Regions from separate parts of the Mus musculus genome. Here regions 2, 3 and 4 are each linked to region 1. A link is a loop called in an ENCODE intact Hi-C map of the cell type or tissue named here. Cell type or tissue: left cerebral cortex. All regions are shown on one strand. Links, peaks and the distances in the headings refer to the core of each region. The heading gives the core; the rest is flanking DNA.

Region 1 (8,116 bases), core at 1,922-5,921:
AGGATCCATTAGCTTTAAAATAAATAGTTTCGGACCTTCATACTCATAGAGAATTAACATGTGAGCTAGTGCCTCAGGACTTCTGTCCGGGGGTAGCTTTTCTTTTACACCACCAGAGTTTGTAACAGTCAGATTCTGTTTTGTAAGTGGTATGACTTCTGATATGATTAATTTGGAAATAGTACTTGCTGAAGACACAAGAAGAAATGATACTTAGCCACCCTTATGGCATTCAAAATAGAATATTCTGAGTATGTCCTTTGAGTAGATTGTCTGTTCCCGAGTTCCAGCAAACCCTCACAATCACACAACAATTTCTTTCCTATTAGAGTCAAAACATTTGGGGCAGTGTTATAAATACTGTAATTGGTTGTAAGAAGTTGAAGCTCCTTAACTTAAGGAATTTGCTGCTGAGATACAGAGTAAAGTGAAAGAAAGGAAAAACCAAGAATAAATCCTCCGAGGTATTTAGATTGTGAAGTGGGAGAGAGTCAGTTATTCCAGGTGGGAGAAGAGAAACAAAAGCGAGAGACAGGGCACCTTGACTGGCAGCTGCATCTCGGTCCTATGTGATGGCAGAAGGTGGTTCTTAAAAGCAAAACCGTGGCACTGTCACTGTCACTGGAATAAAGAACAGAAGCCGAGGAGAGAGAACAGCATTTGTTGTTTGTAATAGCCCTTGTCACAGTTTCATCAGTGAGTAATTTGGGTAATTATCCATTTGATGCTGTCCTTCCCCACCAGATTTTATGTCCTACAAAGAAAACTTAAAGATATTATTTCTTCTGTGAATCCAAACATCTTGGGCAGTGTCTAGAGCCTGATAAGAACTTAGTGACTTAATATTGTTAAATAAAGAAATGCTGGGAGCTTCTGGGATATACACTGTTTGTGTTAGTCCTTTAAGAAGTATTTACAAGTAGCTGAGTTACAGATTAGAAGAGGGACTGCTCTTCCCAAAGACGACATGTTATCCCGGAGGATACAGTCCATGCTTTCTATGACCGCTGTGTTGACAGAAAGGCTACCTGCCTCTCCAGATCACAAAACCAGAGCTGGATCCTACCTTTTATCTACCTGCTGCCCAAACAACTGAAAGTATACCGTTAGCTGATCCAAAGTACTGGCTGGAAGCATAAACTTCCATTGCTCTTCGTGACGTCATTGCAGAAACCTGGGTGTGTCCGCCGTTGGAACAGTATTCAACAGCAGCCCTAATAAGTCCTTTGTAAAACTTGCTGCTCCCCCAAGGAATTCATCCTTCTACTCCCTCCTGTCTGGACATTTTCGTCTTCTGCAGAGGTAGTTACTCACTCACGCCTCTGTCTCACGGTCTAAAGTATAGGGCTAAGTAGCAGCAGAAAGTTCCGTCCCATGGTGGTGTTGTGATAGCCTAGCACAGGGCTGGGCAAACAGGAAGTGACTTACTGAACCTAAGTAACTCTCAATAAAGAAAATCTGTGACATATAAATGTAACGAGTTTATTATGCAAATACTCGCTCATTTTCCAAAGAGATACTTTGTATATATGTCTAGAGTACCACCCCACCCAAGCAGAGGAGGAAAGAAAAAACAATTAAAAGAGCATTGGCTCTCTAAGCCAGAGAGAAACGTTAAACCCCTTTTCAAATGAACCTATTCAGGGCCTCGTCTGTAGGGTATAATATTTCTAAATCACGTTATGACAAAAGAAACAACGAAGAGTACAGAAATGATCTTCTCTAAGTGCTGCTTCTTTCAATCAAGCAAGAAGAATGTTAACCAGGAGGGTTCCTCCCAAGTCCCCCTCCATTCCTCACCCATGTCGGATATTTACTTTCATTTTGTAGGCGCTGTTCACAGCCAGGCTTATGAAATCTGGAATTCATCTCTAGACAATAACTAATCCTTACTGATTACCAACAAAAAAGTCAACAAAGATATTTTCCTGTTTACGTTCTTATCAGACTGTATCAGAACCAGCTGTTCTCAAGTTTGTTGTTGCTGCCTTTTTTTTAATCCCAAAGGATAAATTCTCCACACTATTCTCTGAACACATGCATACAAACCTGCCTCTTAATACATTCTTGCAATTCTAGCTGAAGTATTTAAATGGGTGGGGAGGAGACCCCCCATACTCTTCTGTGACTCAAGAATAGAATGTCCTACCTCTCAAGGTTGACTCTCCTTTCAAACTCGGGATATACTAGAATCTGCCCCACCTCGGCAGTGTCCTGCTTTGCAAGGGTGCCTCCTGACTCTGCTCAGAGTGTCTGTGTGGAACTTTGTGCTATCCGATGTAACTTTAACCTATAAAGTGGAGACAACGGTAGGAATATGAGGATGTTGCAATTTCAAACCAATAACAGGCGACCTCTCTGCTCTGCTTCCCATCAACACCAACCTCCTGTGAGATAAGCAGTGAGTAGTTTGCCTTCTTGGAAGAGAGGCATAATTGTTGCATTGCCAAGGAGGCAAGAATGTGTAGTGGTCCAGCCAACGTGGCTTTGTGGAATGTGCTGCTATCCGAGTTGCTATATAGCTCTGGGCAAGCAGTTAACCTTTGGTGTCTCGGCTACTTCATCTGTAAAATAAGGATAAGAGCTGTGCACAGGTGTGATGCCTGGACTAATTAGTATAATTATCATTATTGATGGGAAAATAATGCTGGTCACTGATATCATATCTCATATTAGCACTAGGAATCATTTTTATTTCCTCTACACAGGATCCATTTTATAGAAGTCTGTAAAAAAAAATCTGATGACAAGAGCCATTTGTATTCAGAGCCTGGGATGGTACAGTCAAACCAATAGTATCTACCTAAGCTCAGCTCCTTAGGAGACATTTGTGATCATTTGTATTTAGAAATTTTCTAAATGTAGGCTAAATATGTACACTACAGAAACTCTAAGAAAGTTCTCATGGCTCACCCTCAAGTAGTAAGCTCCACGGCAGAAGAATGCTTCCCAAGTCAGAACGAGGCAACAACATGACCTTCTAGAACAAGTCTAGATGGAGTCCCAGAGTTTAGAGAAATCAAAGCCAACTCCAAGTGTATCCTGAAGACATTGTTCATATGTCCAACATCATCCACTGCTATGTGGCTATCTGCCCCATAAGGACCCCAGGTCAAGCAGCCAAACACCAGAGCAGACAACAGAACTTCAGATGCCATTGTTTCAGGGCTGTGGGGACAATAAAGTGGACCTTACTTCCACCATGGTACAGCTAATGACTTCATGCATCAATGACAGTGCAATTGAGGAAATTAAAAAAAAAAGTCTTTCTCTTGATTCTGAGCTAAATATTTGAATTATTCTTCCCGTGATTTTTTTTACATGTTGGCAAAAAGTGACAATGAGCCATTAAAGGAAGCATGGAAGGCTGAAGCTACCAAAAAGGTCAATGCTCAGTGCCACAACGATACAGGCCTCTGGATCCCTCCGAGTAGACACACATTGATGACAGGAAACCTTAACTCCGGCTGTGAGTGAGTCCTTCCCGACTGGAATTCTCTTTCCATGAGCTGAGCCAACACTAAGGCTCAAATTTCCAATGTCTGAAGCCCAAAATTACCTTCCTGTCACACAGAGACCTCTAACTTTTCCCTCATATTAACTTCAGAATTCTTGGTAACAACTTCTTCCCACCAGAACCATTAAATCTATGACCGTTCCTGCCTTCACCTATCAAATGAAACATACCAATTAGCATTTTTAGCAGATGTGTACTACATCATTAAACTCGATTAGGAATCCCTTCGTGATCAACATCCATCTCTCTGTGTCTTGCTTGAAGGTTAATAATGTCTGACTGACACGGGGGAAGGGACTGTATTTATGCAGTGAAGACCTGGGTGTGACATCCAGAGAGAACACTTCTGCCTCAGTCCACTAGAGGGCGCTTTCCCAAGATGGGAGAAGGACCAGAAGCAGACCCTCAGTTCCTCGACCTAATGACTGCCATTCAGAGGTTGAGAGGAAGCAGCCTCAGCTTAGCTGGCTCTCTGTTCTCACCATCTGTGGTTTCTCTTTCTAGTGATACCTCTCTCCAAATGTCAGAAGTCAGTGATGGCTAGGTCACAGGATGGTAGCAAGAAAAATTGCCCTATTGGGCTGTCTAAAATAAACATCAGGTTTCAGTCTTCAAAATCGATGTTGAGTGAGATTAACTAGACCATAATTCCTGAGTTTGAGACGTCCGTGGATTCTGCAGCCTTGTGTGTATGGCAGAGTGAATGGCGCGTGTATGTTATGGGGAAAGTGCCTGCATTATATATAATGCATAAGGAAATGTACCTAGCCTTTAGCATACCAGATGTTTCTGCTTAGAAGCCTGAGTTATCTGGGAAATGTAGTAGGACATTTTGCAGTAAATACCCTACTTGATTGACTTGTTTTGAGGCCTCACCACTTAGGCTGATTTAGCTCATTTAGGAAGGAATATAAATTTTAGCAATGAAAGACAAAGCCTACACATTTCCTTTTTTCCTATGTTTTATATTTCATAAAAGGGGTGGGGAATGGGCCTGTTTAGGTGAGCTCTATGTTGGTGGTAAGGTGAAATGCAAGACATTTTCCCTATCTGTAATATTGTTCAGTGTAGCAAACCCTTTTTCTTGTTACAGTACAGTAAATGGGGTGTTTAATTTGGAATTCAATGTAGTCGTGAGTCAAGGTGCAGCAGTTTTATTACAGAAATACAATTTTATTGGAGGCTGAAGATTTAATCTACACCTTACGTAGAGAGCCATAAATGGCAAACCTATTTTACATTTTGCATAGCATCTGATATATGTAATTCCTGGACTAATTTTAGAGTTTGAGGCGGCGGAAGAGTCGCGATACTTAGATTTAAATTCCTCAACGCCTCAGCTACAGATGACATTTTCAAATGAACATTTTCCTGCTTCTTAGTCATGGGTCTGAAGCCACTTCTTCCCTGTGGTGACTAAGCTGTGTACCACATTCCTTTTGCAGCTCTCCGACTAGGTGAGCCACAAAGCCACCCTGAGACAACCTCGAATTGCAGCAAATGCATCCTTTGTTTAAATTTGTCTGGGAGGTCATTCAACTTGAAAGTAAGGTGCCTAGATGATGTGGGCACTTTGCTTCAGATTGTTCTTAATGTGTTGTGGTCATATTTTTATCTGTTCAGATATATGTATTGAGAATAAAATATTTGCAATGTAAATTTTGAAGGATTGAATAGGAAATAAATGTCAGATAGTATTAGCTGGAAAACTAGAACTACGTTTGAATCCAAGTTCCAAATTTGATGAATAATGCATTTTCTTACACACACACACACACACACACACACACACACACACACACACACACGACAGCCTTTCCATCTGTTTGTCTTTGAAGCAATATCCGGAAATCAACATTTCTTACCGCTTCTTCACCACCAGGTGGCGCCCTTTGTTTATGGACATCTGTCCATTCCCCCCACCCCCAAAAGATGCTTCCAGATAAATAGCTCCAGAGCTAAAATACTGTTGCAAACACAAAAATTTAACGTACTGAGATAAAAAAAAAAGCTAGAGCTTTTCAAGCATTGGTATAATAAACCTTGCTTCAAGACTCCTCTTGCTACTAGATTTAAGAGCATCACACATTTTCCTATTTACAATTCCATATCCAAATAGCTGTTGTGTGTGCCATAAACAGTGTCCCAGCAAGTCTGCTTTACACAGCGCTATCATTTTATACTTGTAGATGTTTGGCACCTGCACTCAAAAGGAAAAAAAAATCAAATTTCTGCTTTAGATTTTTTTTCCTGTCTTAAAAGCCTAAACCTCATAGAAAAGAAAATGTTTTTCCTTAGACAAAAGAGAGTGGTGGAGCAGCTGTCAGTAGGAGAGAGTCAGCTCTTCTTCCAGTCAAGTTCTTTTCTCTTCAATTGAAGATCTAGTTAGGGGCAGTCTGAGACCATCATGGCTTTGGTCCTGTTAAAACAGTTAATCTGAGCTAAATGCTATTGACGAAGGTACATTATCTCATAATGGTATTTTAAAGAAATTAATCAAAACATAAACAAAAGGCAATGATATATTGTTTTAAATCAGAACCTCAATTCGCTTGTGGAAAGGACTGTGGAATGAGTTTACCTGAGCTAGCTTCCAATGGCCAACCTTGCCCTGGAAAGGTTGCTTATTCACAATGAAATACTCTGTGCCACCTCTGCCTTGGGTCCGTTTCTTAAGGGCGATTATGAACCACGAGGCAGGAAGGTCTATTAATGACAGACTCATTTGGTATCGTCATAGAGCTCCATTTCTCACTGACGCGCCGTTTCCATTGCATTAAAAAAAATTTTTTTTTCCCTACAGGAATTTTGCTTTCCTTGTGCTCAACACCTTTGAATTTTGCTCACGCATCTGCTAAGCAGTGAGTAGAAGATCTGTGCGTGTGTGCTTTGTTTGAGCGCCCCCGTGGCCTGAGAAATTTGGCTCTCCTGCTGGTGTACAAACTGGTTCTGTAACGGGGAAGTTCAATGCATGAGCCCTTATACAACAGATGCAGCCTCACCATCTTCGGTCCGCTAGCACACAAGAAAATGGTGGCACAGGCAGTTAATGCACTGTGCCCACCAGATCTGCCCTGGAGAGGATTCTATTCTTCAATCTCAGAATCAGGCTGCTATTTTCAAAGGCTGCTAGGCAGTGGCGTAAACGGGTTTGTTTTGTTTAAATGTTCTGACCGACTGTGTTCCTGTTTGTGGGTGGGTGGGTGGGAGGGTGCGCGAAGCCCGAAGCCGAATCCGCTATGAATGTGTGAGGGAGTGATGGGTCGCTCCAGTCAAGAATAAACACTCCGGCTGAGAGTGAAAACAAACCTGACTCTGAAGCACACTTCCTGGAACTAAATGTTCACAGAGCCGGTGATGAATTTGACCTCAATGGCTTCATCCAATTCAGCATTCACTGCTTCCAAATTGGAGTTGAGAAACTGTAAACACTTGGCCGGGGTTGTTTGTTTTATTTTGTTGTTGTTGTTGTTGTTGTTCTGTTTTGTTTCCTAACATCCTCTAAAAAGCAAAAGCAAACCTTTGCTCAATTTTAACCTTGGAATCTCCTGCTCATTCATGCCTTCTTTCTTTCTTTCTTTCTTTCTTTCTTTCCTTTTTTTTTTTTTTTTTTTTTTTTTTTTTTTTTTTTTTTAGCTAGAAGGGAAGAAAGCAAAACCAACCTTCTCTTCATTTCTTCTTATTTATCAGAGCTTACAAATGCTGCCGTGGCTCTTTTTAAGTGTGGAAATTCTCATTTTTTTTTTTTCTGCAGCATTTCAGTCTCACACAGAATCCTTGGGGATATGGCAAGGAGCTAACCAACTGCACATGGGAAATGAGACTGGGTCTTGGCTGGAAAAGCTGCAGCCTTGGCTAATTTTCCACTGAGAGCAGAAGTCACGAGTGACTTTGTTGTTGTTGTTGTTGTTGTTGTTTCTAGCGTAATGACTTCAGCTTGTCACCGAGTGGTGGTAGGATCAAATTTAGACCTATGAACCTCCTAGAGCGTCCCACAAAATTTAATTTGACTTCTCTCCATAAACATTTTCACTGTTTTCAAGTGCGTCATAAACAGGTTAAAGTTTAAAGAAAAAAGCCCACATCCAGACAGAATTATAAAAGGCTACTGTCTACAGATGAGAAATAGCCCTGTTAGACCCACCAGCAGGTTACGTAATGTGTGCTGTAGACCACCAGGGGCTGATCTGAAAACACTAATACCTTTTTCACGGAACCATTAGCTAGAGTCAAACACAGTGTCAGCGTGAAAAGATAGAAGGTTGACCCAACTGCCTGTATTTGTGAGCCTTTGTTTTCCTTCTTGGCACTCAAAGCAGACATCAGCGTGTAATTTTATGATTTAAATATGTTACCTGATATACTGTTTTCTCATCTCTTTGAGCATAGATGCATTATTTTGTGATACTATCTAAAGCTGACTTGTCAGTGAACACTAAAGCTCTCAAGAGAGATGTGATTTAAAGCTAAGAAGAAGCAGTTAGCAGTCATTTGTTCTGTTCTTACATTTTGAGATCACATTAATGGATTTATTCTGAAATGTAAATCTTAAAAGCAGTATCTGCCTCCAATCTTGAAGCGTAGATCTGGAACTCACGG
Region 2 (8,116 bases), core at 1,831-5,830, 450 kb before region 1:
TCCTTGCAAAACAGTTCGGCAAACTTCCCCACAGGACAGGACAAGCGCTTTTTAAACTCACAGATGGGTTGTTCTGTGACTGTTGCCTTTTAATGAAACCCCCGTGACACTTCTCTGAAATTATTCAAAAAGCATTCTCGGCCTCTGCGAAGAACCATTTGTCACAAACCCCTAAATCCCCCGGGAGAAGGGCTTTCCTGTATTTTATATCGTGGGATTACAGTAACGTATAAAAACAGTCGTAGGTTAAGCAAAACAAAGTGGGCGGGGAATTCAGCATTTAAGTGGTCCAGGGATGCTGTTTGATTTGCTATAGGCAAAATCGTCCTCAGAAGGCTGGCGTAGTTACTCCTTTAAACCACCCCTACTGTGTAGCACAGCCAGCTCCGGAATCCAGAGTTACTGTAGAAGCAGATCCTGGTTATAAAACACAGCACCTGTCTCAGATTAGTCTCCTGTAGGAAAATTCTTTATATTATGGGCAGAGGAGTCTTTACTATAGCTCGGGAACAGTACGGACCATGATGGCTGTTCTGTACCCTCCTCTAAAAAAATATGTATCTATTTTATATATAAATATTCTCCACTGTAGACACAATACAAAAGCTTGTCCTGCCCGACGTGTAATAAAAGGTCGTGTTTCTTCTTTCCCAATCACTAGGACTTTTTCTGAATCTTTTCGGGAAAAGGGACAGGGAACGACATTAATCATAATGTGGTGTGCTCTGACCTTCCTGAAGTTATCTTTTGCTATTTACCGCCTTTGAGCTGTACATGGACTGCGTTCGGTGCTTCCAGCCCCAGCGTGTTTCTCTCCAAAGCCTCCTGCAACCTGCCCTCCCCGCCCCCACCGGCCCACGTGTGAATGGCGTTCATTAATTTACGTGCACCAAGTATGTATAAGAGCCCTTGAAGGCCAGAGACATCGGACAGCCTGAAGCCAGAGTTACAGGCAGCTGTGAGCTCCCTGTCCGGGGTGCCAGGAACCAAACTCAGGTCTCCGGCATTCTTAACCACTGAGCTGTCTCTCTGGCCCCTGTTCTTGTGCTAGGCAGGAGAGAGGCCAGCTCAGCCTGACTCTGAAGGACAAAACCAGCCGTGGCGATGTCGGGCAGCAGCCTGTTCTACAGAGTTTGCACACTCATTTAACTTCATTGGGAAAAAAAAAATAATGAAAGCGGTGAAAAGTGTTTATGGGAGTGGAGGAGAGCATATTTTGCTGGTTTTTCTTTATGTTTGAAGTTTTGGGTATAGCTCTGCTCATAAATACTGAAATGCCTAGCATAAAGAAGGCAGCCTGGGGCATACCCCATAAAACTTACAGTGCGATTAAATGAGCAATTTCCACTGGAAATAAAACGGGTGTGTTGGGTGGAATATGAATTAAACTGCGCGGGACTCAGGCTTGCACGAGGCTTTGGAGAGAGACCCGCTGGGGTTGGTAGCACTGAACGCAGTCCACAGGTCAAAGCCGGTAAACAGCAAAGGATAACTTCAGGAAGGTCAGAGCACACCACATCATGATTAATGTAGCTCTCTGTGCTTTTCCTGAAAAGGAGTCAGAAAAAGTCCTGGTGACAGGGAAGGAGGAAACACGACCTTTATTACAGGAGCTTTTGTATTGTGTCCTGCGGTGGAGAGTTTTGGACTTTTTTTTTTAATTACATTTTTGAATGTTCTTCCCTGAAAAAGGTCACATGTGTGTGTGGTGGGGTGTGGGTGTGGGTGTGGGTGTGGGTGGCATGGGCTAGTGGAGAGATGCACGAGGGACCAAGAGCATTTGCTTTTCTTTGAGAGGATTGGAGTTTGGTTTCCAGCAACTCCCCCCTCTCCCTTCCCCGACAGGGCTCACAACTGCCTGTAACTTCAGTTCCAGGGCATCTGACACCCCCTTCTGGGCTGTGGGGCTACCCACACACACGTGACACCCCACCCCTCTCATAAAAATAAATTAACAAGCCACTTAGATGTTATGAAAAAGGCGGAAATTGCAACAGGAACATCCAAAGGAGCATTAACTCTTGCCACAGACCACTCTCTGCCCTGGCACACATCACACAGTGGCACACACACACACACACACACACACACACACACACACACACACACATCAGTGCATTTACACAAAATAAATGGACAAAGGTGTAACTTTTAACACGATGATGCTTTACTGATACTTAAGGGAGAAAGTCCACCGAGGAGAGGACATCAGGTTTGCACAAGGTTGGCTGACTGGGAGACTGGGTGGCAAGTACAGTTATCACTCAGTACTCTCCAGCTCTCTACACAGATGCAAACAACCTCGAATGGAAAATACTAAAAATATTTTAAAGAATGAGACACCGAACATTGAAGACTCAGTTTTCATCATCCCGTACAAACTGTTTTGGAGAGTGCTCAGAAAAGGGAGGTTTAAACCACTTCGGAGGATGTGTTTGTGCAAGTTACAGATGTGCAAAAATGTGCCAACTCATAGGAGGAACTGGAGCATCTATCAGCAGCCCCTCCTGGGACCAATTTTCTCCAGGCTTCTAGGGGCAGGTGGCCAGAAAAGTGAGTTTTAATCTAAGCCTACCCAAACGGAGGCCCATCTTCTTTCTTTGAAGAGTTAGAGTAAGGCTTTGGGAAGGCAAGCCATCTATTCTTCCTCCTGTGAAAGCCACAGCCAAGATCAGAGAAACCAGCTCCGACTCTTAGTGGCCCCAAGTGCCCTTCCTTTCCAGGCCCAGGGTCTGCGGTGTCGGTGGGTAATAGCAGGTGAGATTTTGGTTAGCATCATCAGGAACTTTAGAAGGTCAGCCGTGAAACTGTATTTCTTTCTAAAAAATATGGCATGTTATTGTTTTGTCTGAGTTCACATTCTATCGCCCAGGCAACTGAGGTCTATTGTACATTTCCCACATTTTACCCACATGTATCCTACATATCAAAACTTCCTGAAAAATATCTGTTTTCCTGGCAAGGGATATTTCAAATGTTTCACATTTGGTCTTGTTCTGTACAGACAGACCCTCTAACCCTGCCTGTCTGTTTTTTTTTTTTTCCACAATGGCAGTTTACAGTATAAACAATATGCAAAACTGTTTGCACATTTACTCAGGGGCCTTGTCCTAAACCAGCAAGGCAGCGTTACTGAGCTGGCCGCCTGGCTGCTCACTGTAGCCACGACTGAGGCTAGACTCCAGGCCCAGCGTTCTGCAAGCTCGCTAGTGTGTGGAAGGACAGGAACCATCCAAGCTGCTGGGATGTGTGTACTAAGAGGAAAGCTGGATGCTGGGGAGAAAGATATGCCATGTTCCCTGTGACCCCGACATGGGAGTCATTTCTGGTTTAGACCAAAGACATTACTGAAAATTTAAGTTAGCGGAATATTGTATAGCCAGATTTTTTTTTTTTTACAGCTTTATACTGTATTGTATTATAAGTAGTTTGTGTGGAGGGGGCAGGCATCCTTTCTGCTTTATTGTTTGGATAAGATTTAAAAAGCAAGACTCATGTATTCTTTAATAACACATTTTTATTTCTTTAGAAGACAAAAAAAAAGCATACAGTGCAGTTATTTTCAGCGAAATGTCTGCCTCTTTGCTACTGAGTTAGGTCAAATTATTTTATGCCTTTATTCTCAAATTTATTTATGCTTTTCCTTGTATAACTACTAGCAGTTTGAAAACAGTTTTATTAATTAACAAGCTGGGACGCAATATATCATCACATCTTTAGAGCTTTGGCGCCAGCTAGTGGTAGTAGTGAGGAACTGCACAGTCATGTTCAAACCCCAAAGTCTTGTTTTGCCAATTGCCTTTCTCCTGTTTCTCCCACGTTTTTCTTCATCAACACAATGGGGGAATTCTTGCAATCGGTCAGCGAGGAATAGAAGGAATTATAGATGAATTCAGAAAGACCAGTAGGCGAGAGGCAAAGGGAGGAGAGGCCAGACAAACGCAAGCACTTTCCTAAAGGATTTGAGACCATTTGTTTCTTTAGATTCCTGGCATTCGATAGAGCAGTTCAGATTTTGCCAATGACTTTTGAGCCTTTTGTTTTTTCATTTGTAGATAGGTTTGAATACATACCTAAGCCACGTGGTGACTATGAACCTCACCAGAACAGCCCCGAGGAACCCTGTAAGTGGAATTTATGTTTGCTTCTAAGCAGCACATATTTCTAGTGTGGACAGGAATTCTGAGATGGCATTTGTATCTGGTACTCCATGGGAAAAAATACTCAATTTCATGCAATTTAGATGTGGAGTTCAGCTTACTATCAAATATGCTTATTCTAAATTTATGTTTATGATGATTTCCATGAAAACCAAAAATGTGGTATTTATTTTAAGAACAAGGAATCCTTGGTAAGCTATTTTCTTTCACTTAATTAAGGAATACATGACCAAACCGGGGCTATAGAGGTTGCTAATAAATAAATCTCGAAGCAGAGATATTACATTCATTAAATGGTGGGAGCTGCTTATAACTCTCTTACTTGTTGCTAAAATCAATATTGCTAATAATATACATGGAATTTATTATGAAAAAAGGCTGAAGGTGGTGAAGGACTTTTCTTTCGAAATTTCATTTGTAGATCTGTGTTGGTTATGGAGAACAAGGACCATCCAAGCTGGGAAGCACTTCTTGTGTTGTTTTTGGAAGGTAAGTCTGGCTTCGGAAGTTTAGTAATGAAGAATTGGCATAGTTTAATCCTGAAGCTTGGTTGATGTGTGTGCTGTTGGGAAATAATGTTTAAAATCTTATTGATGAGAGATATCTCACCACAAAATAGATGGTCATGGTGCTGCTGTATGAGGCATTTTAAACTCTTGCTAAAATCTGAATAGTTTATATAGAAAATTCCTCATTTTCACCAAATGCTGGTGGGCAAAGTGCTGTGACTTCTTTTTGGTATTTAATCTTTTAAGCTTTGATGTGTAAGGACATTTTTAAATAGCTAGCTCTCTCTCTCTCTCTCTCTCTCTCTCTCTCTCTTCACCTTTTACCTCTTAAGATGGAAGCTAATCTTACATAATTGAATCGGTTTCAAATCATACTTGAAAGGAAGTATCATTGTATTTTTGGAAAAAGATAATTGATTTTAACAAGGCTGTATTAATGACAGATTATAAATTGAAATAAAAGTGGAGGATAGTTGACATTAGTTTTGTAGTGTGTCATCCTTATTTTAACTGCTCAGTTTATCATTAGGCATATCTTTAAGACTGTTTAGTGGTTGCTTTAAAATATTTTGATGCCTACTATAATCCGTATATAGTTCCCCATATGCTGCCAAGCAAATGCTACAAAATAGCATCCTATCATAATCTGAAATTTGCTCATAAAGATTTTAAGATTTATCATTGCAGTGTTATTTCTTCTTTCCGAAATCGTGCGATCAGAAATTAACTGTATATTCCAAATGAACACATTTAAAAGGATGCAAATGTGTCTGAGTAATTTTCTGATTTAAAAAAGAAAACCTCTTTAGAGATCCGTCTGTGAGTTTGACACAATGATGCCAGCAAATAACCGGTTCACTCAGCTCCAATCCTTGCATGTGAGATGGTCTATAAAATTTTTATAAAAGAAATAAACATTCTTATTCAAGGCCTTGAATGTGACGACATAAAGAGAAACTTACAAATAAACAGACTTGCGCCTTCTCCCTGACATGCTCGTCTGCAGACAGTGAGGCCTACTAAAATTCAGAAACAGAGTTAAATATTTGCTTGGCTTCCAGATGCCACGACTGCGAAGCTGCACTGCTCTCCCCCCCCCCCCCCCCCGCGTTGGGAGCTGGGAGCCCTCCGTAGAGCATCCCTTTAGGAGGCATTGGTGCAGGATGAGGGGGCGCAGATGCCAGCCAAGCGCTGCAGATGGTCCCCCTCATTAGCCTACAGCGCTCCACACAGCCATCCGGAGGAGGCTCGGGATGGCACTTGGACAAGATGTTAAGCTAGCCTCCTGTTCAATGTCATTACGGTTTCTCCAAATCCTCTGCTCAGTGCGCCCTGCCAGGTTCAGGCCAAGAGAGGTGACAGCTCCAGGCCGATGTCCCCATAGCCGACCTGGGAAACGTCCTAATTCTGGGCTAACCTAGACCATCCGCGAACGCAGTGTGCTTCCCCGCATGACATGCCATTGGCAACCTCCTTTCTCCTCTTCCTCGTCTGCCCACTACTTTATTAACGCTATGGGATTTTAATTTCTGTTTTCTTTAGCCTTTGTTTACGAACCATCATTGGAATCAGGGCATCCAGCCCGGGGAACCGGAAATGTTAGTTAAGTTTCTCAGACGAACAGCAGGGGGAGCGCATACTGTTTTACGGCCTGCAGTTTCTCAAACTAGATTGGAATAATTATGATAGTTGGGGTCTTACAATTAGAACATAGATGTTTACAATCTGTGTACATGTGTAACAAAGATTGCAGAACACAGACAATCACCATTCACTAAACGTCAGTTTTAAGTCACATAGGGTCCATTTTTATTTAAGTACTAGAGGTGTGCTAGGATGTTGGGGGTGAATGGGTGACAGGAAAGAACTTGACAGCAAGAATCTCTCTCTTTTGTCTTGTACTACAGGCAAAAGAGAGCCTTTATTGCAATCATCTAAAATCCTTATGCGATCTTGTAGCTGTCTGTCACCTCTAGTCACAGCTTAAAACGAGTTTATATTTTCTTTTTCTTTAGATTTTTATTTTATAAGCGTTTGACTGCATGTATGTGTTTTTATTATGTTCATGTCTGGTGTCCGAGGTCAGGACCTTGAAACTGGAGTTAGGGATGTTTGTGAGCTACCACCTGGGTGTCAGAAACTGAACCTGGTCCTCTGCGAGAGTAGTGATTGCTCTTAGTGGCTGTGTCTCCAGCCTCAGCTCCCACACTCAACAGAGAAATTCAAGTGGATCACTTGATGACATTTTTGGGATGGTGAAAGTGAGGAGAGGCTGTCCTGCAATCTGTTTTCTGAGTCAGACTTCAGTTTTAGATTTTAAAGTTGAGAACATTTTTAAAAAAGATTTGTTTTATTATATGTAAGTACACTGTAGCTGTCTTCAGACACACCAGAAGAGGGCATCAGATCTCATTATGGATAGTTGTGAGCCACCACGTGGTTACTGGGATTTGAACTCAGGACCTTTGGAAGAGCGGTCAGTGCTCTTAACTGTTGAGCCATCTCTCCAGCTCCAGTTGAGAACATTTAAAGCCCGGTGGGCTTTTATATTGTGCTCCCGGTCCATGGATCTGTAGCTTTGTCCTCCTTTAAGATAATTTAGGATGTCTGAACTACTCTTTGCTTTGTAAACCATTTTGATGTCCACAGACAGGCATTTTATATATTGTGGCTCACTGATGGCTCCCCTGGAGGGGCAGGAACTCTGGAGTGATGCTTAGGGTTTAAACTGAAGACTCAGCTTGCAGCCGTACAACAGTCACTTCACTGTGTGATCCACGACTATGGTAAGAACTATTTTGTAAATCTACACAATTTCTATGCAATGATTTTTGGGTTTCATTAGAAACAGCCCAAAACCAAGCATCAGCTCTACATTGGCAAGGGTGTTGAGTATTGGTTGGCTCTAAAAACACAATTAGACATTAAGAGTAGGGCTGGAGAGATAGCTCTGCTGGTAAGATCACTGACTGCTCTTCCAGAGGTCCTGAGTTCAATTCCCAGCAACCACATGGTGGCTCACAGCCATCTGTAATGTGATATGGTGCCCTCTTCTGGGGTGTCTGAAGACAGCTACAGTGTACTCTCTTTTTTTTTTTTTTTAAGATTTATTTATTTATTATATGTAAGTACACTAGAGCTGTCTTCAGACACTCCAGAAGAGGGTGTCAGCTCTCATTACGGATGGTTGTGAGCCACCCTGTGGTTGTGGGATTTGAACTCAGGACCTTCGGAAGAGCAGTCAGTGCTCTTAACCGATGAGCCCTCTCACCAGCCCCAGTGTACTCTTATAAATGAAAAAAAAAAGGGGTGGGTATAAGGGCCAATGATGGCTCTGGGGGGTGACAGCACCTGCCACCCAGCCTGACAACTCAGGTTTGAGCCCTGGGATCCGCTTGATGGATGACTTCAGTAAGCTGTCTTCTGAATAAAAGGCAATAAACGCTG
Region 3 (8,116 bases), core at 1,500-5,499, 94 kb before region 1:
GTACTTTTAAGTACTTTTTTTCTTTTTAATATACTTAAGGTATGACTTCAGTTTTAATAACAGACATACAAACAGTCAAAATGCAAAAGAAAATAATGGACTATTAGAACATTTCAACTAGCAAGAGAAGTAACATGATTTTAATCTCAAAAATGGCTTCCCTTACAATGGTGAAGTGTCTGCGTGACGTATTTTAGTAAGTGGCTAACTGATAAAGAAACCAACGTCATCATCATTTAAAAAAATATTTGTTCCTCTATTATGAGGATTGCAATACCTTACATAATTGATATAGAAAACAAGTGATGTAAACATGTGAATTGTACTAAACACCAAACAAACAAACAGGAAGAGGGCTGGTAGCCTACAGATGTTAACTATTACCACCAACCTGGACCAATCAGGATGACAGGCTCTCAGACCTGTGAGGTCACTTTCTGTCGTTCATGGATAAAGCCCTCCTTTCCATGGTAGCCTTGTTTCACACAGTGTAAGCCTGAACATCGTTCCACAATACAGCACCAGCTCCAAGCACAACGCTGAGCTGCAGAGCTGCTTTTGACCCGTGCTGTCGGAATCTTCATGCCTTCAGCTCCTGAGTTTTGTTCTAAACCCTTCTCACCTGAGCTTCACAACGTGTGTTCCTCTTGACCTGGATTTTGCCAAACGGAAATAGTCTAGGAAACTGTTTTTCCAGATTTTCTAGTGTTCTAGCCTTAGTCTTAGAGAAGCTATCCATTAACAGCAATGTCGTAAGATGGATCTAGTCTCTGGGTCCCTGGGGCTTATTGTTTTGGTGATTTTGTAGCATTCTGTCTCCCCAAAGTATGCACTCACCTGCTTACCATCCATCTCTCCTTCTCAGAGATGCTCCAGGAGAGATGGGACATTGTTTTGTCTTTTTTTTTTTTTTTTTTTAAATCACGGTCCCCTGTGCTGAAAGTGATTCCCAGTCTATTGAAAGAAATACCACGAACAATTGTTGAATGACCAGGTAAATTGTTACAAATGGAAAAGGTCTCCTTCACCCCCAAAGTATCTAGTCAGAACAGCATTGTTTCCTTCCTACTAGGGAAAGCTTAGCATCGTTCTAACCTCTCACAGTAAAATCTCACCAGCTAAGTCCTTAGTAATGTTAATCCCTTAGTCCTCTCTACTGTTGTCAAGGCCTGAGGTGAGACCAAACACGACACGACTGAGGTTTGCAAAAAAAAAAAATATATATATATATTTTTAATATAATTTAAAAATATACTCACTGGGGGAAGGCTCATAAAATTCAGCTTCAGCCACAATCTGGACGATGGGCTGCCAAGCGCTGCATAAATAAATCATCGAGTCATTTTGGCATCCTGTGGGCCAGAAGGAATATCTTCCTCAGTAGATTTAAAGAGACACAGTTCTGAAAGAAATGGGAGCAAGTGAGTGATTAAACAGGCACTCTCTTGTTATTATTTAGCATTTGGAAAGGTCCTTGAAGTGGTAAATTGCACATTTTACCCAAGGCAGATTTCTCTTTTTCCCTCTAATTGGAATCCTCCATAGAGTTGAAAGAACCCATTCAAATATTCACTGATACCCCCTCTTACTGTGCAACTACTAAAACACTTAAAAAAGAAAAATCCCAGCAACTGGAAGGATAGATCGTTAGTATACTTGTAACCATGTATGTTAACCATGTAAACTAGGCAAGTCAGAGGTCTTGCTCAGTGACTGGAGGGTGAGCAGGGAAAGTTGAGTATTGTGAGTGATACAGAAATGTGCAGCAGGGCTGGCTAGTTGGTACTGACAGTCCAGGGTGAGCCTGTCTTCTCCTTCTCACATATATACATTGGTGTGCACATAGGCACACACACACACACACACACACACACACACACACACACACGCATGCATGACAGCCTTTTCCCTGATTAGCTTTCTCCAGGTCACCTAATCTACAACTGGTCTTCATAAACTCCCTGAACTCCCTGGGATAAAGAATACTGAATGAAAATGATGGGTTCACATCCTGTGATTTTAGACCCATGAGAGGAATCCGAATCCTTCTTCTGACCTCCAAGGAGAAAAGGAAAGCAGCTCCAAGGTTTGCAGAAAGTTATTTCAACCCTGTTCACAAGAAGAGTCTGTGTGACGGTAGGTGAGGGCCAGTGGAGGTGAAAATGGCTGAACATGTTCTCCAAACCACTGATTAAGGTGCAGTGCCAGTGATGTGCAAGTGTGCACCAAATCCAATCAACTCGGAGAGGAGTGACAAGACTTTATGTAAAATGTATGTGTGGACTCACACACAGTGCAGACATTCCAGGTAGCCCCATTGTACCCCTCTTCTCTCTATGTGCACAAGTATGCATATGTGCAGCTGTGTGAACACACAGAAACCCACCACCACACTGTTGCTGAGACGGGGTCTCACTATGTAGTTCAGGCTATAGTTCTTTTTCTTTAAAATATCTATCTATCTATCTATCTATCTATCTATCTATCTATCTATCTATCTATCTATCTATCTATCATGTATGAGTACCTGTAGCTGTCTGCAGACATATCAGAAGAGGGCATCAGATCACATTGTAGATGGCTGTGAGCTACCATGTAGTTGCTGGGAGTTGAACTCAGGACATTTGGAAGGGCAGTCCAAAGTGCTCTTAACCACTGAGCCATCTGTCCAGCCCTCAGGCTGTGGTTCTTGAATCACATCCTTCTGTCTCAGCCTCCTATGCGCCCTTTCTTCACAGACTTCCTTTTTAGTTGTCTTGTCTTTCAGTTAACTGACCAAAAATTTCAGTTGGTATTTGGGTCCTTTTTGTGCTTTGTATTCACTAAAATAAAGAAGTTCCTTATCTGCCTACTTGGTGAATCTGCCTCCGTCAGCAGCTGATAGCCCCCGTTTGGATTATTAACCAGTTAGTTTCTTCAAGAGAAGAAGTCATTAGCTTCTAACATTACTCAGGGGTGTCAGGAGACATGGATATTAGATCTTTCCATTCAATTCCATCTTTAATTTAATCTCTAGAATTTTTTATTTTATTTTATTTCAGTGTTAGGTGTTGGCTGGCTGTTCCACTTAAAACCACATTTTTTATTTATTCATAGTGGTGCTACTTTAAAAAAAAAATTATAACAACTCAATAGCCACTATAATGATTACAAACCGACAAATTCTGCAGTAATGGCTTCCCCCATCTAGGCTCCAAAGCTACCAAGACCTAGGAGCAGTGTGAAATAGATTCCAGGCACTGACAGGTTAAGGATCATTTGCATAAATTAGCAAGTTTTGCAAATGAATTCATCTAGTGAGAAGTGAGACACGGGACACTGCATTTTAATAATTGACATTCCACATGAAATGCAATGTTCTGAAGGGGGAAATTGAGCTCCAGGTTGCTATTAGAAGCAGTGGACCAGCACGAGTGAGAAGGAGCGCCATCCCCCATGCGTGAGTTACGCTCCTGAATAACAACTACCCAGTTCTGATGGGCTTCTTTTAATAACAGTGTGAGCGAGCACGTGCCGGCTGAGAGAGGCATTGAGAAGGATCTACTCCTAGGCGGGATAGCACAGGAAATGAAAATAACAGCCTTCAGGAAGCCGCCTTCACAAGCAAGTCTTCACATGCTCCTCCGAAAATAATCTTCTATTTTCCATTTGACTTGGCAACAACCCCACCCCCACCCACTTCCCCTTCAATTTCACAAAAACACTTAGGGGGTTATTTAAATATATACAGGACTCGGGCAAAAAAAAAATTAAATAGCCCAAATTGGAGGTTGTCTCTCATAATGTTGGTTAAATTACAAATAAAGATAAGTGGGCCATTTTGCTGCCTCCTCCCAGTTTAATTTGTTTAAGAACAGGCCACATTGCTAGCTAGCAGGACTAGCGACTAGTGTGCCAGATGAGTGTGTCTCCTAAGATGAGTGTTGGCTGGTCAGTCAAAGTCAGAGTATGCAGCGTGTCGGAAATACAAACTGCTCACACATGCCATCTGAGAGCTGGAAACAAGTCCGTCCATAATGGTGTTTCCTGGCATAGTTTATAATTAACATAAAATGAATTAAATCACTCACTTGATAGACTTTTTTTTTCCAAGTTCATGTAGAGTAAGTGTGTCATATCAATTAATTCTCAATGAACTGCAGCAGCCAATAAAATGTTTCCGAGACACTGGTAATAGTCCAAGATATTGATGGAAGAGGTCTCATCATTAATATGAGTAGGAGACTCACGTCACATACAGAGAGCTACCGGAGAGAATTCCTTCCTCAGAAAGGGAGTGTAGTTACTGCCAGCTGCCTCTGGTTGTTTCCAATTTGCTGAGTTTTCTGTCTCTCACTCACAATGATACCCTTTTCACTTTGCCACACGACAAAATTGCCTACCATGACTGTCTATTGTGTGAGACCTCTACCCTGAAAAAGCTAATACTTAGGAACAAGTTAGATAGACTCCAACGGCAAGAACAGACTACACTGGCCGTATAATGAAAGTGTTTTCAAAGGCTTTTCTGTGTGTTCAGAATCACAAATAATTGACATATAGAACCGGATGCAAACGGATGGTTGGCTTGCAGAATTTGAACTGAACATTTTGGAGCCGCTTCTTGTTTGTGTTTCGCTGTCTTAACCAGTTGGTTTGTTATGATGTAGGCAAAGCCCAAATGGCCCATGGAACTTTGCTGGTCATAAATGATTTTATGACCTAGAACCCAGCAGCCATTGGGTCTGTCACTGCTGAGGTTGTGTTCAATGACACCTCTCTGAGCTTCTCTCGGCAGAGATGCCCTTTCTTTTGTACACACTTTCCTTTCACTTAGAGGGTACTGGTTGGTCCTCGGGCTCGACACTTGTGAGAGTGTGAGAGGTATTCCTTTGTCTAGGCCTCTCCATCTGCATGCTTGCAGCAACATGAAATAAAGAGATGCCGACGAGCCAGTTGGTGTGTGTAATGAGTTGCCGTGGCTCTTCTCCCAATAAAGGGTGTGTTCAGACACTGCTTATTTATAGACCAATAAAGAGAAAATTCCACTGTTCTCTTCAGCAGGCTGAGGATAAATAGCTCTTCCGTTTCTAACAGTTAATGTTCACAGACACAAAAGCAACTGCTCTGAACATTAAGCCAACATTTACCCCCCTGTGGAGGGAGGATTCTTTAGATTTGAAACAATGGAAGGTAAGATATAATCTTTCCCATTTTAGAACAGCTTCGCTGCGGCTTGCTTTCCTTAGTGGAGAGGTGCTCTCAGCCTCATCGGGTTGCAGATGAAGCATCCTCTCGTGTGCCTACACGATTTCTCTGCGGCCCTGGAGCTCAGTCCTCCGTGGAACGGAGCAGACAAAAAGCCACAGTGCAGATGCCCTCTGCAGAGGCTTGTCTGCTGCTTTGAGCGGATCTTCCTGGTATGCATGCAGCAAACGCTTCCTATTTTCACATTCTAGAGCAAGGGAGAACATAAATTATTCCTAATTCTTGATTCTATGATGAAGTAGCCATCTGGCCTGATAGCACAGTGACAGTGATATAGGAGTGAGCACTCCATGCTTGGTCTACTGCACAGAAAAGGACAATGGGACATATTTTAAAATGTCAGCCTCCATCAGAACAATATTTGGGAAAGTTTACATTTATGAAAATAGATAGTATTGAAAATACATCATGATGCAGATCTCATCACGGCTGCTGGACGGCTGAATTGAATTAAGAATGAATTTGAATGTTTCTAATTAAATCCGTGTTATCCCCCTCCATGCTAAGTTTTCCTCATCTGTAAGAAGCACCATCAACACATCACTGTTGGGCAGATGTGTCACAAACAAGGTTGAACTTTTTGCCTCACTACGTGTACATTGAATTCTTGGCTATAGGTATATGATGAATTTAGATATTTCCAGGCAGTAAAAAAGAAATAGTGCCCAACAGTATGTTTGTATTTACCACCAGAGAAGGAGTACATAGCATCATCATGAAGGCTGTTAAAACCTAACAAGAGTGTAAGATTTAGGTATAGAGGATAATCAAAATGGTGTTTATTATCTTATTTCCACGGAGGTTCCTCACAAATACTAGGCAAGGGTTCTACACTGAGGTACATCTTCAGATTCTGAAGACTCCTTATTAAAAATAGTCTTGAACTAGTTTATAAGCCTCGGGGTTTGTTTTGTTTTAAAAACATGGACTGAATACTTCTAACGCATCAAACAGTGAATGTGGCATCTATGATGGTCCTTGGTTGTCAACTTCACTGGATTAGAAGATGTCTTACCAAGATAGGTAAAACATATCCATGCATCTGTGTGTCAGAGACGATTGCGTGTCTTGCCATGTCTGTGTTGAGGGACGGGAGGGCACCTAGTTCTGAATGTGGCTGACAGCTTGCATAAAAGGGTACAGAGGAGGAAGTCAGCATGGCCACACCTGCAAACTTTCCTTTCGGGTCATTATATCTACCAGTTTATTTCCATTATCATGTGACCAAATGACACCAGATTCCAGCTTCTTTGGCAACAGGACATTTCTACAAATGACAGTCATGAAACATCCAGGTCTTCATGCTGGGCTGGGACTGCTGAGGTATCCTGGGTCGAGCAAACATTTCTCTTTCTTCTTTTTTTCAAGACAGGGTTTCTCTGTGTAGCCCTGGCTGTCCTGGAACTCACTCTAGACCAGACTGGCCTCGAACTCAGAAATCTTCCTGCCTCTGCCTCCCAAGTGCTGGGATTAAAGGCATGCACCACCAATGCCCATCTCAAGAAAACATTTCTACACAATGTGGTCACTTGCTGTTGAATTATGTGGCCCCTATTATGAAAGCCAATCCAATAAATCTTCTTTTGTGGTATATGTGTACGTATGCTATTGGTTCTTATTCTTTAGAGAACTCTGATATAATATCACATTGAAGCTTGAGAGGAGACAATAAGAACATAGTTGATTGCCTTAATGTAACCGATGGGCAAGACTTTGGTAGGAATATGTTCTAACCGCACAAAGTGATTACCTATGCATGCAACAGGCAGTGTCTTACTGACTCACTCTTGAACAACTCCAGAGATTGACCTACCTGGGCATCAAGGGAATGAAGAGAGGGCAGACATACGGACACAGAGATAGCTGGAATCAGAAGGTCTAAGCTTCCTGATGAAGAAGCAGCAGTACCCCAGGAGCTCAGTGTGTTTATTGTATACGGTTAAATTGTGTGCAATAAGCATACCTTCCTATTTAGGACACACAGCTGAACAAGGAGGCAGATTTGGCTAATCCCACTAGGAATAGCATCTGTCCTTCTGGCTGGAAACGTGAGAAGAAAGATACTATGGACATTTTCAGCACCTGCATCCAGACCAACAGAAGGCTTTGCTGTCCCTCTGAACCTCACCTGGGAAAGGTGTTGTCACTCCTAGGGGTCTGAAGCACTGAATTCCTTGACATTCCATGTCAATGACACACATTTGCTCAGGACTTCTCTTGCTCCCCACACTCCAGCACTGTTTTGGGAAGTCAGTCATGGTACCCTCGGGGCTACAGAACTTGTCGTGTGTAGCAAGTAAGAGGCTAGATAAGGCAAGAGCTCTGTTCAGTAGGTGCCACAGATGCTAATATAACTTATAAACAATGTGTAGGCACAAAACTCAGAGTATGGGAAATCTTAGCTAAGGTCCAAGTAGGTAAAAGTAGATGTAGCTTATTCCACAGGACAATGTTATGTTAATGATCATGGTTGCTTCCAAATGTCAATATGGAAGATAAGTCTAAATGGGGATTGATCCTTTATTATTTTAATTAATTAATTTTATTTTAGATTCATAATATTATTCAGAATATCTCAGCACAATGTAGATGAGTTCCAGATATTTGAAAACAGCCATTTCTCTTCTTTAAGAACTAAAAGGGCACGTGATAAAAGAATAACTTGATGTTCTATGCCACAGAAAGCTCAGATCCGCCACTCACAGCACTGTTCCATTACTTCTCTATTGTGGGACTGCTTCTATTTTTTTCCCAGTGAGTGTGGGCTCATCATTATGCAGTTTCCCAAGCATGAAACCTGGAAGTCATCCCAACTCACTTTCCTCGGACTCCATTGCCAAGTACTTGATCCCTCTCTTCTCCACGGTCC
Region 4 (8,116 bases), core at 1,583-5,582, 450 kb after region 1:
GACGGGTGCGGGTGCGGGTGCGGGTGCGCGTGCGGGAAGCCGGCGGCGCTGTTGCCATAGAGCTGCAGGGCGGCGGCGTGGCGGCCGCTGACCTCGGGTGCAAAATGACAGTCGTAGTAAGTGGGATTGATGGCCTCGCCCGCCGCGGCCGCCGCAGCCGCCGCCGCCGCCGCGGCCGCCGCCTTGTACTTGGAGTACAGCGGGTTCACGAAGTACGAGCTCATCGGGGCGGCGGCCGCCGGCGGCGCGGAGCCGGTAAGGGGCGCGCCTCAGCTCGGTCGCGCCGCCGCGGGGGCCTCTGGGGCGGCTCACTCGAGCCCGCGGGGGCCGCCGGGCCTCGTCGCCCGGCGAGCGCTTCCCCCGCCCCGCTCAGGCTCGACCGTCCGGCCGCCGGCCGCTCATGCCTGGCTCTCGCGCCTCCGTCTCGGCCTCGCGCCGCCTCCCTCGCGGGCCACGCGGCCTCGCCCGCCCCCGCGCGCTGCTGCCGCCGCCTCCGCCCCGCGGGCCTCTCCCGGCGCGCGCCTGCTGGGCCGCAGTGGAACCGCGGACGCCCGGGCGACCTGCCCCGCGGCCTCCAGTTTCCTCTCCGGCTCCAGGCGGCCCTAGCGCACCCGGACCAGGGGAAAAAAAAAAAAAAAAAGAGTGCGCGCGGCCCACGGGGGAGACGCTTAGGCTGGGGCTGCCGAGCCCCCGCTCTGCAGGGAGACGAAAAGAGAACACACCCTCTGCCCGGTGCCACCTCTCACCTCAGCCCTCCCCCCCGCCGCCCCCTCCCAGCGCTGTCGCCGCCGCCGCCGAGGCTGCCGCCCCGGTGCGCGCCGGCGAGGCATTTTCGCGCCCCGCCACTGCGAGGAGAGGGAGCGAGATGGGGGGCGAGATAACCGCGCGGAGGGATCCCGCCGGCGGCGAAGCGGCCCCTGCGCCGGACGGGACGCCGCACGCCGGCCCCGGGATGCCTCCGCCAGCCTTAAAGGGGGCCCATAAAGCCGCACTGCCAAGGGCTCGCGGGGGGCCCCCCGGGTCCGCAGAGAGGGGGCGCGGCCGAACCTTAGCCTTGGGCCAGGCGGGGTGGTCACTCCCAGGAGGCCTCGGAGCAGACGGTCTCTCCTCCAGCAAGGCTCCTGGATCTGCCCAGCAGAGACTGGCTGTGGCTTTTTTTTTTTTCCTTTTTCTTTTTGCATTTCTTACTGTGGACGAGCGAGGTTGACGGATTGATTGGTCCTTGCATTTGTTTGGGCCTAGCTAAGTGGTTTTGATTAAAAAGCCACAATCCAGCCTCCGAATCCTGACCTTATCAAAGCGAATCAAAGTCCTGCTTTTTCCAGCCAAGCAGGCCCTGTGGAAATGAGATGTACATTTACCCTTGACGCACTGCATGCCTGGTTGAGGCTCCCAGGTTAATTGATATTTAATGGAAATCATGCCCATGAATATAGTTTCCATCATTTCACCCTTGATAGACGTCAGTGTTGGCCACAGGGAGGGAGGGGGAGGCGAGAGAATGTGGGAAGGGGACATGAGTGTCGCTGAGAGAGTGAAGAGAAGAGTGGCAGAAACGTTCCCAGTGGGAAGAAGGAATCATGCCGGGGTGGGTGGCATTTCCTAGGGCAGGGCGCAGGGCTCCCGGGTCCCAACCCAGGCGCCCAGACTCGGGCGGGCTGTGGTCCCGGGTGGAGCGCGGCGGGGGCCGGGGGATGGGGCAGGAGAAATTGAATTCCTCAGTCCGCTTTCGGACCGTGCTGGTTCCAGGCAGCTGCAGGCAGACCTTCCCTGTCCTGTGCTTAACGACCTTAGCTCACACACCACTGGGAAAGAACTGCCAGAGACTGGATGCAGGCCTTAGCATAAACTTGATTTTCCCGAGAGAAATAAAGAGAAGGCTCGGAAGTCAAGAGAAGCCTGGTTTGTGGGCGTTAAGGAAGAGACGCAGTGTCATCTGCAGAAGTCCAGGATTAGCATCTTCTGGACTAGGCAGTGCCCTTACCGTGGCACCTGTGCAAATCTGCGTGGCTTTACACCAACAATCGCTTCCCTACACAGTCATCTTCCCCCTCTCGTTTGAATATCCAATAAAAATATATTGATATTCTTATTCTCCCTCCCCCTCTCATCTTTCTACCCCCTTTCCTCTCCCTCCCTCCCCCTTTAGGTGCTGAACCCTTTATCCTTTGGGATAATCCGGTGCCGGGAGGACACCAGGCTCTCTGATCTTGAGGACAGACCTAGAAGATGCACCCCAGCTCACCAAAGACTCTCCAGCTTACACTAAATCACACCGTGCTGACCTCCCACGGCCAAATACAAATGCCTAAAAACCCAGATGGACTCAAAGATTCAGGAGGCCAGAATTTTAACGACCTTCCATCCCTTGCGGGGGTTGTTCAGCCCCTGTGGAAAGAATCGCGAGGTCAGTCCGAGAGGTCTGAATCTCCTTTTTATAAATAAGGTCATCATAGAAAGGCATTTTCGTTAGTAATGTATAACTCAATTATTTCGACAAGGAATAGCTAAAAGTGGTGAAGGTAAACAAATTATTGATGACCCTATAGATGATAAAGACTTGTGTTATTAAAATTTACATTAGAGAGTATAGGGGACGTGTTATTGGGGGTGGTCAAGGGCAAGGGTGTTTTATTAGGTTTCGTTTTTCTTTCAAGTATCCTTCAAATGCGAAGTTTAACAACTGATTCTGACTTTTTAGGATTTGAACTTCTGCCCTGCAAATGTGCAATGAAATGATTTTCTTTTCAATAAAGCCTTGGAGCAAAACTCGGTAACTGTGCCCTTTTTATTCTACTGTTTGGCCTGGATGTTCAGGGGAACGTGGGTGTATTTGGACATTGACTGAATGAATAGGTCTGGGAATGGAATGGGGGGGGGAATTTTGAGGACCCAGATCTCAGTAACACACGGCACTTTTAAAAACTCCATATATTTGGGAGGTTGCCCATGAATATGGCCGTCATTTCTACAGATTCAGGCCTAATTTTTAAAACACAACAACACGTTTTCTCTGATGGCAAAATAATGTGGGTTTTTCAATGTTATTTAAGCATTCTGTCTGTTGTCGGAAAAGAAGAAAAGCTGGTTAACTTCATAAATATCTCTGCTTTTACACATTTCTGTTTTGATGGACTGCATTTACGGTTTATAATTTCTGCACAACGGTTCAGATTTTCTGAAATGCTGACTGAACCAAAATTTTATGCCTTACTAGCACGGCTTGAGAATTTAATAGTTCACGTTGTTTATTTTTGTTAAATTTATCCTAATTTAAGATTAAAAGTAAGATTGTAAATATTTTTAATCAAAACCTTCCTGCACCACAACGCTAGCTTTACGAGATCAGAAAGTGGAGCAACAGCGCTCTCTAGTGGCCAAATGCGGTCGCAAGCCAACCGAGTTTGATTTTCCTTTCATTTGGCTCAAACCAATTCTAATCTTAATTCTTTAGTTTGACTTGGGTTTGGACCGCTGACATTAATACTGCTTCATCTCTTTGACTGTCAACAAGTCAAGTGCAGCAACCATGGGCTCCTGAATACAGAGGAAATTCTCATTTGTGCTCGCAAGAACTTGCAAGTAGCGTGTTTGCCAAAAGCTTCCAGCCTGTCTTTTGCCAGACACCGCAAGTCCCCCATTCTTTAACCTCCCAGCTGTGTTTTTTAGGCACAATTATAGGACAAGCAAGGTTTAACAAAAATCAAAACTTTAAGAATATTAATTGATGAGACTTTTTTTTTTTCAAAGAAAGCAGACATTTTGACAGCTAAAAATTTTCTGGAAGTCAAATATTATTGTTTTTCTCCTAAAAGCTGTTACTCACAACATTAAATCATCAGTATTTGCTAATTCAACTTTCTAATTGTAATGTTTTGGGCCCATTAAACTGGATAATTTGGGGTGGATTAAAGTCAAATTAGAAGCTTTTGCTACATCTCGAGCGCCTGTCCGGAAAGTCCCTGTTGGGCTTATGTGTATTCAAATTTCTCCAGACAATAAATGAGATTTTTTTTTTTTAGGTTGTATAAGTGACAGACTGAACCGAATTGGATAAGCGGTCTATTTGTCTTTTTAAAAAAACAAACAAGCATTACCAAATCAGTGTGTTTCTTGCTAAATTTCTGTCTCTCATTTTCAGAAATGTTTTTGCCAAGTTAGCTTAAATGACTGTATCTGTAATAAGTGAACAAACTTCTATATTTTTGTCTGAAATTTGGTGTGAAGAGGGGTGTAACTCCCCCCTTTCTCACAAGACATAATTCTAAGAGATGCTTGCTTGAGTAAATGGCCCAAGATCACTCCAGGCCATCTCAAGTAACAGCAGAATGACATTATTGTCTCACTTTTATTATTAAAAGAACCAGATAGATCATGGCCACAGTCAAAATATTAAAGAGCTACCCGCCATAGACTATCTCTAACGTTCGCCCCATTTTAAAATTCAGAAATATATCACCTCTCATTTTTATTTTCTGGATGCTCACACCTCGCTGGGGGGCTTCTAAGCCCTTTCCTTCTTGGTCTAGGTCTTGTTTATATTTTATTGTCCAGATTTTAAGACCCAGTTTTGTCTGCATTTTTTCTTTCCTCCCACAAACATCAAAATGAGATGGTTTCAAAGCGAAGCGCCTGGGCTGTCGTAAACTCATTACCTCCAGACGTCTCGCCGGCTCGATGGCTTTATGACACCTTGGCTCTTCCTGTTTTCAAAGAGCTGTAGGTATCCGCCTGGCCTAAGGGGCGGAGGATGCAGCACCTTCGGCCGGATCTGGCCCTTGGCTTTCCCTCCCAGCCCCCATCTGCTTTTTTCTTGGAGTCCCCCTCTTTCATCAGGATCCCCCAAGATCTCTACCATCACCCCCTCCTTCCGCCCAACCCAGGCTGTCCGGCGCCGCGGCCTCCTCTAGGGCCTACAACGCCAGTGATTCGCCTGAACCCTCACAATGACCTTCATTTTAGCCTCTCAAAGCGGCCTCAGAGGGCCAAGCTGGGGGCTAAACATACACAGAAGCTGTTTGAAGGGGATGGGCGGCAGGAGAAGGATATGGGGAGGAGAGCCTTGACCATTTTGGTCCGCTAAGGTCACTTTGGGGCTTTGGTGGGGAGGGGTGGAAGCTCACTGTCCAACCGGCTAGGACCTCCTGGAGCCAGCCAGCCTCGCAGGCCTGGGGGAGTTACTCCAGAGTGCCCTTTCGCTTGTTTGGAGATGGGGGTTGGCGGCTGGGTCTCCAGGATAGAAGTAAGCCAGAGGTGCGGTGTGTCAAAGCTTTAGCAAAAGGGTGCCTGGTTCCTGGCGCCAGTGGCTCTGCAGAGAGGCTCACCCAGGGCCTAAGGCTGGGAATTCATTGTGGCCCTGGCTACAGGATAGTGGAAGTACCAAGACACCTTCCAAAGTTGTGCTCTCCCGCCAGGTGTGCTTACACAATCGGAAGCTTCAAGGTGTCTCAGAGACCCTCCAGGTGCTCGGACCGCCAACCTTTAGCAACGTGTCCCTTTTCAGGGATGGGACAGTCTGATGATTATGTTATTTTGCAAAGACACAGAGAGCAGTCACACAACGTTCAGGGCCAGCGGCTGGGCTCCATTTGTTCAGATCAGCATTTATTTGTTGGAAGCGGTAACATTTACAACTGGTCCTCAGGCAGGAATATGGAAGGCAACCTCCCGAGGCCGCCCAATGGGAGCTCAGCCCTCCCGGGGAGAAAGTAGCTTCCCCGGTGCTCTGAGGACTAAGCCTATCCCCACCCCACCCCCAATCTCGCGCCCCAGGGCCCAAGGTTTCTCGGTAGGCCTCTGTGGAAGTCAGTCCGCCGGCTCCCCGAGGAAAGGGGTTTTCCTGCCTTGAGCAGCTGAGTTGGATTTTAGTTGGGAGAGCAGGGTGGGGGTGTCCACACTCTGTCTTCCTTCAGATTCTCGGAATTAGATCGTTGGCCCTGTTTGGGAGGCTGGATAGGGTGAGACTAAACTACAGCACTTTTCAGAAACATGAGGGACATTTACATAGAATAGGGCTCCATCAAGCCTGCGTGCACTCACAAAATATAGCATTTCCTAAGGAATCAGGGGAGCAGGGAAGGGAGGGAGTGGGACAGGACAAGACTCCAAAGCCACTTGGTTTCTCCAATACATATGCGAGCAAATACAGTGTCCCCCAGATAACTCACAGAGACCAACCACACAGTCACTTCTACCTAAAAAAAGAAGAAAGTCCGAGTCGCTGCAGAGTTTCTGAATCAAGCACCCACAAAGAAAACAAACAACAACAAAAAACAAAAAACAAAACAAACAAACAAACAAACAAAAAAACCCGCTGCCTTTTGAGTGCTGCAGGCCAGACCCGCACTGGGTCAGTCTCCTTTAGGGCACTTCTCCTTGCTCATCTTTTTCATTTTCATCCTACGGTTCTGGAACCAGATTTTGACTTGTCTCTCTGTAAGGTTCAGAATCCTGGCCACCTCGTAGCGCCGGTCCCGGGTGAGGTACATGTTGAAGAGGAATTCCTTCTCCAGCTCTAGCGTCTGGTATTTGGTGTAGGGACAGCGCTTTTTCCGGGTGGAGCGAGCGTGGATCCAGTTCGCTGCAGGGTTGTCTAGGAAGAGGGGGGTTTGCAGACAAGGGAGCGAGGGGCGGAGGGGAGGCAGGGAGAGACGACAGGGTGGGGAAGAGAGGTCGTTAAATTAATTTCACCAAGGATGGACGCTTTTCACAACTTGGGGGAATTATCATAAAAAGCCTTAATGCCCGCGCTCTGTTTACCGTACAAACCGCGCGCCCAAGGTAGGTGGTTATGGGAAGCTTTTTATGGATACGTGTTGCTCGCCTAGGCTTGGGTAGGCGTCTAGACGTTTTTATAGGTTAGTAAAACTATCAGTTTTGCACATTCGAGCCTTACAGGTTTCAGCAATAAATCAGGGGGCAATTTCTTTTGCACTTACTTGGGTCAAGTTGCTGCTGCGGCGGCTGCGGCGGCTGCTTCTCCTCCTCCTTCAGCGAGCAGCCCGGGCTCGGGTGATCGCTGCAAGCTGAGGGCTCGGACGAGCCTACCGCCCCTGGCCCGGTCCCGATTCCCACCCCGGGCCCGTTCCCTGTCGCCGCCGCTGCCTTGTCCCGCAGGAACGAGTTGCACGGGAATTCTGGGCCGCCGCTCCCCTGGGACTCGCGGGCCGCGGAGCACTCAGTCCTTTTGGAGGAGGAGGACGAGGAGGTGGAGGAGGAGGAGGAGGTGGAGGCTGCAGCGGGGGCCGGGGCCGCTCCGGTTTCAGGCTTAATCCCGTAGTGGCGCCCGTTGGCTGGGCCACCGGGGCTGGGAACGGGACCCGGGCCTCCGCCACCGCCGCCACCACTGCCACCGCCACCGCCTGCGCCGCCGGGGAAGCCGGGCAGCGGCTCCATCCAGGAGCGTACGTAGCGTCCCGGCTCGGCGGCAGCCAGGGGCGGCGGGGACACGTACGGGTGGTACAGGCCGCTCATCGTCGCCGCCGCCGGGGGCTGGGCGGCCACCGCGGACCACGAGGCGGAGAACACGGACGATTTGGGGGCAAAACTACACGAGGCGAACTCGGCGGTGGCGGCGGCTGGGCCATCGGCCACACCTGCGGGCCGGCCCTGTGTCCCCGGCCCCGGTGGCCCAAAGCGCGCGGCGAACACCTCGTCGCCCTCATGGCCTATGAGCGAGTCCACGTAGTAGTTGCTGAGGGTGCCACTGGACGACATGGTGAGGCGCCGCTCGCTCCCACCCAAGGTTCCACTGCCCACCGCCGAGCGGCTCCTCGCCGGCGCCCGAGCCGCCGACTAGTTCGCAGGCTGCAGCCACCACCATTGGTCGCGCGGCCCACGTGATCATATTTACCAATACCCGGAGTAAATCAGTCCGCTAAACTGGGGGCTGCTGTGATTTAAAAAAAAAAAAATCATCATCAACAGGAGCGTTGCAATTAGAGCTGCCGGGCCCAGGTCCACGCACCAGCCCGGCCTGGCCCGGCTCAGCCCGCCCTGGTGGCGGCGGCGGCCACAGGCCTAACTGCGGCCGCAGGAGGCGCTGGGGACTATTTGTTCATCTCTTCTTGCCTCTCTGGGTCCTGCGATCTCCACCCGGACTCTGGCTCTCCGACTC

Evidence for each region. Hi-C counts contacts between places; a loop is a spot of excess contacts. Peaks named below come from ENCODE experiments on the same cell type or tissue, not always from the same donor. Only the 100,000 strongest peaks of a DNase experiment are listed, where the experiment ranks them.
Region 2: it touches region 1 in a loop (3-fold over the local background); 2 of 42 quality-filtered maps call a loop at or near these places.
Region 3: it touches region 1 in a loop (5-fold over the local background); 4 of 42 quality-filtered maps call a loop at or near these places.
Region 4: it touches region 1 in a loop (4-fold over the local background); 33 of 42 quality-filtered maps call a loop at or near these places.

Annotation. Positions count from the first base shown.
Region 1 is chr2:75,148,461-75,156,576 of GRCm38, reverse strand. The region is part of intron 2 of 2600014E21Rik (a long non-coding RNA gene); the gene reads right to left. Among named protein-coding and RNA genes, the nearest start is that of Gm13652, 15 kb to the right of the region's middle. In left cerebral cortex, for the core only: CTCF peaks have their summits at 3,866 (motif pointing right) and 5,412 (motif pointing right); DNase peaks (open chromatin) are centred at 4,256, 4,837 and 5,351; H3K27ac peaks cover 330 bases.
Region 2 is chr2:75,601,510-75,609,625 of GRCm38, reverse strand. Gm50595 reads left to right here. Exons shown (of 7, transcript XM_017319380.1): 2 at 4,582-4,649. Among named protein-coding and RNA genes, the nearest start is that of Gm39853, 7.8 kb to the left of the region's middle. In left cerebral cortex, for the core only: a CTCF peak has its summit at 3,743; a DNase peak (open chromatin) is centred at 3,758; H3K4me3 peaks cover 253 bases; H3K27ac peaks cover 281 bases.
Region 3 is chr2:75,241,663-75,249,778 of GRCm38, reverse strand. 2600014E21Rik (a long non-coding RNA gene) reads right to left here. Exons shown (of 12, transcript XR_001783367.2): 3 at 1,260-1,402. Among named protein-coding and RNA genes, the nearest start is that of Gm34401, 40 kb to the left of the region's middle. In left cerebral cortex, for the core only: no CTCF peak of the experiment used is centred there; DNase peaks (open chromatin) are centred at 3,537, 3,849, 4,981 and 5,295; H3K27ac peaks cover 705 bases.
Region 4 is chr2:74,697,656-74,705,771 of GRCm38, reverse strand. It overlaps Hoxd9 (homeobox D9), which reads right to left and starts at 8,009. Exons shown (of 2, transcript NM_013555.4): 1 at 6,939-8,009; 2 at 5,564-6,592. The coding sequence starts at 7,716. The coding sequence ends at 6,351. It overlaps Gm38462 (predicted gene, 38462), which reads left to right. Exons shown (of 2, transcript NR_164327.1): 2 at 2,150-2,769. Hoxd8 (homeobox D8) reads right to left here and starts at 283. Exons shown (of 2, transcript NM_008276.3): 1 at 1-283. The coding sequence starts at 224. In left cerebral cortex, for the core only: a CTCF peak has its summit at 3,376 (motif pointing left); DNase peaks (open chromatin) are centred at 1,832 and 3,377.